Regions from separate parts of the Homo sapiens genome. Here region 1 is linked to region 2. A link is a contact called in ENCODE Hi-C or POLR2A ChIA-PET data. All regions are on one chromosome and are shown on one strand. The core of a region is the stretch at or near the end of the contact, and the rest is flanking DNA. Distances in the headings are between cores, read along the strand shown. Region 1 has its middle 62 kb from the start of NME8. Region 2 has its middle 14 kb from the start of AOAH.

The links. Hi-C counts contacts between places; a loop is a spot of excess contacts on that map. ChIA-PET counts read pairs that join two places held with the same protein, here RNA polymerase II (POLR2A). Pooled maps may share reads with other maps.
Region 1: a loop to region 2 is called in a pooled map, with 3 times the contacts of the local background. The contact joins two enhancer-like sites. A Hi-C loop is called at or near these places in 1 of 37 single-sample maps with no recorded cell type and 1 of 50 pooled maps. POLR2A ChIA-PET finds 5 or more read pairs at or near these places in 1 of 52 experiments (activated naive CD4-positive, alpha-beta T cell).

What each region holds. Positions count from the first base shown.
Region 1 is chr7:37,783,389-37,789,144 of GRCh38, reverse strand. No RefSeq gene overlaps it. Among named protein-coding and RNA genes, the nearest start is that of NME8, 62 kb to the left of the region's middle. Within about 2 kb of position 2,289, at least 3 of the 41 ENCODE cell types and tissues checked have a DNase peak (open chromatin) inside an H3K27ac peak, as active enhancers do.
Region 2 is chr7:36,735,646-36,741,540 of GRCh38, reverse strand. No RefSeq gene overlaps it. Among named protein-coding and RNA genes, the nearest start is that of AOAH, 14 kb to the right of the region's middle. Within about 2 kb of position 4,645, at least 9 of the 41 ENCODE cell types and tissues checked have a DNase peak (open chromatin) inside an H3K27ac peak, as active enhancers do.

The DNA of each region.
Region 1 (5,756 bases), core at 1,040-3,539, 1.0 Mb before region 2:
TCCTAATATCACAACGACTATACAGCCTGTGATATTATTCTTAATATCTTAGGGAGATATTCCTCCTAATATCACAATGGGTTTACACCCTGTAATATTATTCATAATATCTTAGGAAAATATTCCTCCTAATATCACAATGGGTGTACACCCTGTGATATTATTTGTAATATCTTAGGGGGATATTTTTCCTAACATCACAGAGGGTGTACACTCTATGATATTATTCCTAATATCTTTGGAGGATATTCTTCCTAATATCACAGTGGGTATACATCCTGTGATATTATTCATAATATCTTCGGGGGATATTCCTTCTAATATCACAGTGGCTGTACACTCAGTGATATTATTCGTAATACCTTAGGGGGATATTCCTGGTATCACAGCGGGTGTACACCCTGTGATATTATTTCTAATATTTTGGGAGTATATTCCTCCTAATATCACAGTTGGTGTACACCTGGTGATGTTATTCGTAATATCTTAGAAGGGTATTCCTCCTAATATTACAGTGGGTTTACACCAGGTGATATTATTTGTAATATCTTAGGGGGATATTCCTCCTAATATCACAGTGTGTGTATACCTTTTGATATTATTCCTAATATCTTAAGGGACATTACTCCTAATATCACAGTGGGTGTACACCTGGTGTGTACACCCGTTGGTATTATTCATAATATCTTAGAAGGCTATTACTCCTAATATCACAGTAAATGTACACCAGCGTGTATATCTGGTGATATTATTCATAATATCTTAGGAAGATATTTTTTATAATATCACAGTGGAGGTACACCCTGTTATATTATTCTTAATATCTTTGGGGAATGTTCTTCCTAATATCACAGTGGATGTACACCCTGTCATATTATTCGTAATATCTTAGGGGGACATTACTACGAATACCTCACGGTGTGTACACCCTGTAATATTATTCATAATATCTTAGGGAGATATTACTCCTAATATCACAGTGGGTGCACACTCTGTGAAATCATTCATAATATCTTAGAAGGATGTTACTCCTAATATTAAAGTGGGTGTACACCCTGTGTTATTATTCATAATATCTTAGGGGGATATTATTCCTAATAATACAGTTTGTGTACAACTTGTGTGTATGCCCTGTGATATTATTTGTAATGTATTAGTTGCTTATTACTCCTAATATCACAGTGGGTGTACACCTTGTGATATTATTTGTAATATCTTAGTGAGATATTACTCCTAATATCACCAATGTTGTACACCCTGTGTCATTATTCGTAATATATTAGGGGAATATTACTCCTAATATTCCAGTGGGTGTACACTCGGTTTGTACACCATGTGACATTATTTGTAATATCTTATGGGGATATTACTCCTAATATCATAGTGGATGTACACCTGTTGTGTACATCCTGTGACATTATTTGGAATATCTTATGGGGATATTGCTCCTAATATCACAGTGGGTGTGATATTATACCCTGTGATATTATTCATAATATCCTAGGGGGAATTTACTCCTAATATCACAGTGGATGTACACCGTGTGATATTTTTCATAGTATTTCAGGGGAATATTACTCCTAATATTATCTTTTATAAGGATATAATTTACCATAGTCATTTGCTAATCATGATCAGGGCAGGCAATGAGAGCAGTTTACTGGAACCAAGACTTCGCTAACCTCAACAGTCTTTAAAACCATGTGAAAAATGAGGAAGCGAGAGAATAGCTTTAGACTGAAGGCTCACAAGGAGGAACAGTGAAAATGAAGAGCCCAGATGAGCCATCCCAGCCACAAAGGAATGTTTATCTCTACAGTTAGTGGTGAAACACATTCGAGAATATTCTCATAAGTAAATGCTTCATTTTCACTCTCAATGTCTTATTTTCAGAAATATTTCTTATTAAAATGAAACACTTAAAAGGTATTTTTCAATGCTGTTTCTCATTGTACTTTTATGTATTGCCCCAAATGTTTCACATTCAGAATGAAAACGACCTGTGGCATGACTTCCTGTGAGACTTTTGTATTCTCAGCAGTAAGCGTCCAATATTTATAACTATAATTTTCCATTTTCAAAGGTCCCTTCTCTCATCAACTGCCATTTGGACATATGGTTTTCTTTGAAGTCCAATCCTCTGGTGATGTAACTTCAACAATGAGGGTTGTTTTCCTCAAAAGTTTTTAATTTTCATATGTCAACCTTCTCACTTTCTGCCCTAACTTCACAGTCATCTGTAGCTGTGCTAAGACATCAAGGCATACTTTTGAGGAAGTATTGGGTGACTACACCCTAAAGATGGAAGGAACTAGCAGTTACAGGAAAACTCAGCACCAAATCATATTATTGCTCAGCTACAGGAATTCAAAAGGACAAAAATGCATAATGCAAGTGCGTTATGGCCTACGTTTAGGTAACAACTGATAAAGTTCTCATTTGCTTTGGAAAAGAGTAAGTATTGTCCCCACCTGTGCCATCTGCTCCACAATCATCCAACAGTGCTTGTGGCCACAGAGATGTAAAACAACAGAATCCAAATGTTATGGAGCCATATGCTTAATTATTTCAAAAAAAGCTCTCAATAAAAGATAAGATTTTAATTCTTATTATCAAAATCAAATATGTACCAATTCAACTCAGCTGGAAAATTTCACATGAAACCAATTTTTCAACTAATTTTAAACAACTCTACTTAAATGAAATTAATTCAAAAATATAAAACCTGGGTTATAGTCCTGAATTTGGACGTATTATCTGACAGTTCCTTATTTTTCAGATAAAACGTGTTCCTGGAATCTTCAGGAGAATGTATGTTCCCATAGAAACCGTGCTATATTTAGGGATTGCTTGTCTAACAAAGGACAAACTAAGAAATAAGTTAGATGTGACCAAGAGTGGAGTATAAAAATAAAAATCAGCTACAATTTGGAACTATGACCAACACAAACTTTAATTGTTCACATTGATGATATTACGATTTCAAAGTACTAAAATCTGTACATATTGCATTTGCAACACAGCTAGAAGAATGCAGGTGTTTCATATATTTTCTTACTATACTCAGAATTCAGCACTTTTTTCTTGGGTAGTGCCAAGATTTTAAAGAAAACTAACAATTCCTTAATACGAGAGCTCAGAAATAATTTACTCCAGAATAATATAATTCTCTTATTTAAGAGATGAAGCCACCCCAATTCGGAGTTTAGGAATTTACCACAAGGCCACAGGGCTACTTAGGGAGAAGATAAAGATGAAAACCAGGGTTTGTGTTCCAAGTCTTTATTTCCACTGCCCCATGATGTACACATGGCAAGGAATTTGAGATAGTCTCTGGCAGACACATTAACTATCTATGGCTTCATTTTCCACCTTCTTTTTGCTATCTGGAATCTTATTTTTGAGTTGGAACTTAACCTTTAAGTAGAAGTTTATTTTTAAATCCTAGAGAATTAAAATTCTTTAAACATAATTATTTTCCCCCTCTAAACTGTTAAATTAAAACATTAACATAAATGATTAGCCTAATTTCATTTTCAGAAGACAAAGTCAATCTGTCCTCGGCTGAGGCAAGTCCAAAGCAAATGCTGCTGGAGATGCCACCAACTTGCTCACTTCTCCTTTTCCATGGAAGTGCCATTTGAAATGGCCATTGCTGGGCAATCTCTGCTCCTGAAAGAATGGGTGGAGGTCACTTTTCTTCTCTAGAGTCCTTAAATTGCCACTCTGAAGTATTTTTAGGAAAGTGGTAACAAAATCTGCAACTGCCAATTTCCAAACCTGTTTACACTCAAAAGTCATTAGCCAAAAACTTGAGATGCCAGGCTTGGTGCCCTGTTTGATCTAAAAAATCCCAGAGTCTTAGCCAACCTAGAAACTAGGAGTAGTGTGTAGGCTCTTCACACTAGGCACCTACATTCATAAAGTATCTCTCTTTATTCATCTTTCCTTCTCTGCGTATGTGCATGTCTCACTCTGTCTCACTCTTGATTGAATGTATCCATGCTCTGGGATGCTTCCAAAGTGTTAAGATACACAGTGCCCTAAAAAGGCCATCTTTGGAATTTGGAGAACCCTCCAGCTGTAGTGGATTTGAGATGGTCACGTTGGGTGGCAGAGCTGGTTAAGAAAGGAGGATAAACTGAGAATCTCAGAGCCAGGGCATTTCAGTGCTTTCCACTCAGGCTGACTCTCTGGGTTCTGTTGCTAAAGTATTTTACAGGGAAGAAACAGAACCCAGAGAGGTAGCCTGAGGAGAAACCACAAAACGGAGATTTCCCAGCAATGGTACAATAGACCTTTCTTCCATTGAGACATGAGATTTCAAATGAGAAGTGTCCAGATAGGTTATCCCATCCCTGTCTTCCACTTTGCAGATGAGAGATGAAGGCCCACAAAGGACATTCTGTCTCTCTCACTCCTCCCCCAGAGGAAGGTGATCCAAGGCAGCATTTCTGAGCATCCATAGGACCAAGAAAACAAGCATGTTAAAAAAAAAATTATTATCTGGCATTTATTTTCTAGTCTAGATATAGTCTCAAATAATGAAATCATAGTTGGCACACAAAAGTCTTGGATGGTTGAAAGCTGTGGATATTAGTCTTCAAATATTTATAAATGCATACCCTGCCCTATAAGAGTGCTCTCTACATCTAACAAAATGATAAATGATTTTAAGTGCAGCAAGAGAGTTGAGATTAGCCACTAGAAGGGATCTCTAATGAATACAGAGAGAGATTTATGCTGGCCTACGACATCCTCCTTTTATATGCTTGACCATAATTCCTACCATGCCACGCTCCATCCCTTGGATTTTATTTTGCTCCTGGAGCCCACCCAGCTCTTTGTGCATTGTGATCTTTCCACCTGTGGGTTTCTCTGCCTGGAGTGCTTTTCTCACTTCCACATGTGGGGCAGTCCCTGGTCATTCCATTCTCAGTATTAATGGCACCTACTTGGGGAAGGCTGCTTTGACTGCCACAGTGTTAGGAAACTGCTCAAGCACTATCACATTATTCTATTTGAATTCTTTGCATATGACTTTCCACCAGATGTTTTTATTGCCCTATTACTTGGCATGGGTTCCTTGTCCGCCTTCTGCTGAGATATTCTGCCTCCAATATCTTAGTGGACTTAGTCACTATACTTTAAAATCAAACAAGGCACCCCCACCTGGCATTTTATAGTCTTGATCAGTGTAAACAGGGAGGGTAAACAGGTTTGAGAATTAGCAGTTGCTGATTTAGCTAACACTTTTCTAACAATATATTCCACATGGCCCTAACTATATTGTTTATTGTTATTTCCCAATGCCCAGAATAATGCCTTGCACATATTTGTTCAAGTAATTCAATATTTTCAATGATGGTCTAACTATACATGATTTTCTGAGAATAGTCGTGGAATAACCCTTCTTTTGTAGATAGCTATTTAATCATTCTTAACTTCATTTTCAAAACTTTTCTGGGATCAGTGTTGAATGTGAGGAGAACTGACCTAAAAAAAGGCTCTATCAAATCCATATACATTATTTTGCAGGGAAGGAACAGAACCCAGAGAGGCAGCCTGAGTAGAAAGTATTGAAATGCCCTGGCTCTGAGATTCTCAGTCCATCCTCCTTTCTTAACCAGAACTGGTACCCAAAGGGATCTCTCAAATCCCCTACAGCTGGAGGTTTCTCCATTTCCAAAGACAGCCTTTTTAGGGCACTGTATATCTTTATTTTAATATTAATATATGTGTTTCTTTATTAGTAT
Region 2 (5,895 bases), core at 3,396-5,895:
CTAGGGAGGCTGAGGCAGGAGAATTGCTTGAACCAAGAGGCAGAGGTTGCAGTGAGCCAAGATCGTGCCACTGTACTCCAGCCTGGGTGACAGGGCAAGACTCTGTCTCAAAAAAAAAAAAAAAAAGAAAAGAAAAAAGAAAAAAAGAAATATGTATGATTTTGTGTAAAAGCCACATATTGGCATTGAACAGAAAATTCTAACAATTTCATTTATAATTGTTGTAACAGGTCACTGAAACATTTTTACTTTTATCAATGCACTATTTCCTTATATTTATGTTAAAAATTCACGTATGAGAGAAAATGGAGAGGAAAGGCCACTACCAGATTATTTCCATCCATATCATATAATTTAAGACCTATGACTCCATGGACATAAAAGACCTAAGTTTCAGAGCTGACAGTGACAGGATGAAAGGTTTCTGTTTCTGTTGATTGAGAATGAACTATTTTCCTGCATGGTGGAATTCAAGCACATTATTCGTGGGTGCCATGCACTTACTGTCTTGTTCTTGGTGTGGCCTGTGTAAGCCCCTGAATCAGTTCTACATGCGCACCTTGAGGCAGCCCACCAAACAATAGCCTTTAAATAGGTCTGTTTTAGAGTCTGAGCAATTTCTCAATCAAAGAGTGGAAGGAAAGCTTCTGAATCTGAAATTAAGACTTTTTATATCATGACCTGTAGCCATGAGGTTTTCTGACCCCTCCAAGGGGGAACGCTCATCAGGGTTTTTGAAGCAAGGTGCTGGCTGGTTGCTTTACCTGCTAGGTTTGCGGAGAGACAACTTCATATGAGCCATGTTACAGGAAACACCTGGCTAGATGATCCCATTGTCTTTTGGCTTGAACTCTGCGAGAGCAGAGGCACTGGACAGGGCAGTGAGAAGGTGGTCGTTCTGGAGGAGCTAAACCACTTCTGAGTGTATTCCAGCAAAGCAGTGAATGCCAGGGGAGCGGATGGTCTAGCAAATGGCCTGCAAGAGTCTGGTTCCAGGAGAAGACCCAGGGATGAGGTCTGAAGGCAGAGTCGCTCTGGGTCAGAGCAAACTGGGCAGGTGGAACAGGTACTAGTGACTCTAGGTCATACCCAAGGCACCAGCTAATTTTTTAGGTATTAATACAGGCATCACAAGCATTTGCATTTTTTTCCAGGAGACAGGAAAAGGCATTGGAATGATTCAAAACTCTGGTTCTATCCTAGAGTGACTTCGAGCTGGGTACATTCTAACTTAGATGGCCTCAGCTGCAAAGCCAACTGGACTCCAGCCTTGCAGACCAGTGAGGATGGAAATGATTGCAAAACCAAGATGGACGATGTTGAGATGGACTCAACCCTGCTATTGAGATTGGCCCTTACAGGGGAGGATATTTGGTCTAGCGTTCAGAGTCTAAAGGCACAGAGTGAGAATTTATTTCAGGCAGATATCAATAACCCCGAAGGCCCAGTCCAGCTGGTAGGGCATACCTGAGATGCAGGCAACGGGTAACATGCAAAGTCAGGTGCACAGTGGGATGTGGTTTGAGAGATTAGTGCCCCTCCCCAGTGAGATTTCCACAGCCATCTGTGGGATGGGGGACTGAGGCCATTCTAGCTCCTTAGGAAGGGGCAAGAGGTCATTGGAGGCAGGGACCTGGTGTGTAAGAGTACTGGGTGGGAATCAGATCAGGCAAGGACCAGGAGAGATTGGCAGGGGGCTGAAGGGTCAGGCCTAGACACTGAGCCAGCAGGCAGTGCAGAGGGCTCATGGCACCAGGGCTTACCCCAAGCACAAAGGCCTGAGATGGATTAGTCCCTAATTTCAGACCTCTCTAGCTGTGGATAGCTGACATATTTTCTTTCTCTGGGATAAATTAGATGAGGACCTGGGAGGACCGCATTTTCTGGGAGAAGCCCTGGAATACAAGATTTGATATACTTAAAGGGAGCTCACATTCCCATCAACCTGGAGCAACTCACCTGGGAATGTCTGAGTTGGCCTCAAAGTCTCAGCCAAATTCGGACCTGTCTAAGGAATGTGGAAGCTGAAACCACCTTCACCTGGATCTTTGCCCCGTGGCAACATCCTTGCCCTGTGAATTGCTGCCTACATATATGGAAGTTGAAGAGAGGAGACATGTTTTAGCCAAACAGATAACATAAATGATTTTTATTATGGAATTAAATAATTATGTAGATATATTAGAGCAAAGTTATTTTATCTGGATTGTATTTTGGCCTATGTGTCCTATTCAACAACAATCTTTTTAAAAAAATTTACATCCTCCTGCAAAACATTTATTCAATTAAAATGTGAATGACTAACATCATAATGGTCTCTTGAAAGCAGGATATGGGAAATCAGGGCATTTGAAGGAATGTGGAAAGAAACAACAGAAAGGATTCTGGCTTTGAAATTAGTAACCGGGCTTTCATTCTGGGCTTTGACCCTGGCCAAGTCATTTCAAGCCCCTTGTCCTCATTTTCTGTACTGTTCTGACTGTGTTACCTGCTTCTAACCTGATTCAGGAGTCCTGGCCCCTTCCTTGACTCCTGGCGGTACGGGTGGAATCAACATAGATGTCTCACTTGCCAGCTCTGGGAAGATTCTATCAGCCTCATGGTTGAGGGTAGTTAATAGGTTATCCCAAACCCCGATCCAAAGAGTAAATGTTGACAAGATTCTACAACCTCAGTCCCCACCCCAGTTGTGATATGTTCAAGAAGCCCCAGATAGATAACTTCACCTACCTGCCCTCACTTTCCTTTCCCTGCCCCATCACAGTAACAACACACACCCCAAAACAAGTGATATCAGTATTATTAGGAGACTTAGAAAGTGCGAGCCAAAAAATGTAACCTTTGCCCCAATGTGAAGATCCTTGTTGTTGAAGGTTTCCTGTGTTTCTTTTCTGAGTCTGGGTTCATGTTCTTTTGTGACATGCAGCAATTATTCTGATCACTAGAAAAGTCTACTGCTTTTGGACTGATGTGATCCAAATTGAAGAACCCTAGTACTCCCCAAAGCACAAGCACCGAAGAAATAACGCAGGTCTGCCAAAGCCCTTAACAATCTGCATGAGGCCAACTCAACTGGCTGACAATACACCAACCTCCAATCTCACACCCTGTTCTGATTATCTACTGTTACATACAAATGACCCCAACAGTTACAGGCTTAGAACAATGACCATTTTATTCTCTTTTTTGTTGATTGTCTCAACTGAGCAATTCTTCTGCTTCAAGTAGTGTCAACTGGGAGACCTGGACACAAAAAAGTACTCGAAACTTTATATAATAAAAGGGAATGCAAAATGGTAGAGTCACTTTTATTTTCTTTTTTTAAGGGAACAGAGATTTATTTATTTTTGCTTCCATTAAAGATATTGAGTTCATTTCTTGTCTTGAATGTTACAAACAAGACAGAACTTTTGGTCCCATGAAATTCACAAATGTAGTTACTTTTAAAAACTATACATTTTAGAAATATTGACTGGTGACCAACTTACACACCTTCCATGGAAAACTGCCTTACTTCAATCCTTTCCCAGAGACTACAGACAAATAATGAAAACAAGTTTGGGGCCAGGCACAGTGGCTCACATCTGTAATCCCAGCACTTTGGGAGGCCGAAGTGGGTGGATCACCTGAGGTCAGGAGTTCGAGACCAGCCTTGGCCAATGTGGTGAAACCCCGTCTCTACTAAAAATACAAAAATTAGCCAGGCATGGGGGCGGGTGCCTGTAATCCCAGCTACTCGGGAGGCTGAGGCAGGAGAATTGCTTGAACCCGAGAGGCAGAGGTTGCAGTGAGCCAAGATTGCGCCATTGCACTCTAGCCTGGGCGACAAAAGCAGAACTCCGTCTCAAAGAAAAAAAAAAAAAGGAAAAGAAAACAACATTGTATCTGCACAATTAGCAATTGACTTCATATTTACATTTCTATTTATTTGGACCGGTAACATCTCTTTAAAATAATGATATTTCCTAATTTTTTAATTAAAATTTTATTTTATTTTATTTTAAGTTCCGGGATACACGTGCAGGACATGAAGGTTTGTTACATAGGTAAACGTGTGCCATGGTAGAGTCACTTTTAAAAGCACTCTTTGGGGCATGGGTGGAAAATAAAAATGAAGGCCAATTCAGACTGACCCTCTAGGCTTCAGTCCCTTAACGTACCAGGTACCAGGTCCCAGTCCTACAGCCTCACTTCATTTTGCCAACTCTGCAATCTCCACTTACGGCAATGTTCTCCTCCCACCTGAAACGAATTTCAAGCCTGGCAAGAAGTAATTCGTTCCAGCTAAGAGCAGTTTGGGCATCTCTGAGCTGTTGAAGGAGGACCTGCTGCTGCAGGCGCAGAGACCAAGGACCCTCTGTGTCTTCTCTCTCTGGCAGGCGAACATCCGTCTGGCTGCCCCCTTCCCCGCTGCTCTTCAGAGCAGCTCTGGCTTGAGGGTCTGAGCTCAGTTAGGTGACAGCAGTGCTGCGCTTCTCCACTCCTCTGGCCTGGGTCAGGCCTGCAGTCTTTAGGGAAATGAACTTTGTCATCTTATTATAAAAATTGTAGCAGAAGAGGAGGAAATTGCAAGACTTCAGACTTTACAGCCTGACAACATAACACTCTCATTTCCTGTTTTCTCTCTGCCCAGTTTCGGGACTGCATCTCAAATCCTAACTTGATGCTCTGCCCTCAGTGCATCCTTTGCTGACCTGATTCCTCGGCATTTGCATCAGGTTTTAGTTCTGAGACCCAAATTTGCTGTCTTTAATGCACTTCCTTTACATAATCCTCCTGAGAACATTAAAAAAATCCCCATCTATTTAACTGTACTGGCATAATATCTAACATTGCCTCATTTTTCTCTGTTTTGCTCACTTATCCCCCCATGAACATTTGAGTATCTGCCATGAATCAGCTACATATTCTACAGTGATGGTGCTCGATAACCTGCTTTCCAGGAACCCACAGCCAATAGAGTAATCAGATGACCACCCTAATGATGAAGTGCCTGGGGAGTGGTACAGACAGAGCAAACACTTGTGCTTGGCAAGGGACAGGGAAGGCTTCTAAGAAGAGGAAGCCTTAAGGAAAAGGAGGCATTGTCCTGGAAGATAAGGAGAAGGAAGTCCCATCCAGGTGAAAACTCATGCAAAGGCACTGAGGCATGAACATTTGGGCCTGTCTGGGAGCATCCCAGGTAACTCAGTGTGACCGTACATAGGGCACATGTGAATGACTAGAAACATGCCCAGAGAGAAGAGCAGGTTCCAGATGTTGAACAGCTCTGTGAATCCTTCTGAGTAATTTGCTCTGTATCTGGAGGGCAAGGGGGAGCTTTGACAGGTCATAAGCAATAGGATGATATGACCTATCATGTTTTAGATTCGGATTAGTATTTTTCTTTAATTTTATTTTTTAATTGTGCTCCTGGACCTTTCTTTTTCTCTAAAAGTCTATATTATCTTAACAAAAGGTCATTTAGGCATATATTTATGGTGGCTATTTTCCCAAATCTATAAAAGGATATTCATCCCCACTCCAACTTCCTCCCATCACCCAACCCTTCCATGGAAAGCATTTGGCAGCTGTTTGGATGTGGATTTGGATTCAACATTTTGAGCTCTTGCTCTGGGCTGAGCACCACGTAAAGCAATTTTATGATCTTCTCCCTTGTCCCCCTATTCTGTTTGTTCCCTAACTCCTGGTACAATAACATGGAATATCAGAAAGAGAGACCTTTAGCCCTCATGCAGGAACTTCAAAGAATCCAGTAATAAACTGATCTGAGCTTACATTGTGCATTTGGGGCAGCTGAGGGCTTGATCCCTCCTGCCCATGCAGGAAAATAGTCACTGTCCTCTGCAGTACAGGTCAGTTCTCAGCGTTGCCATGTGTTTAGCCACTTCATCT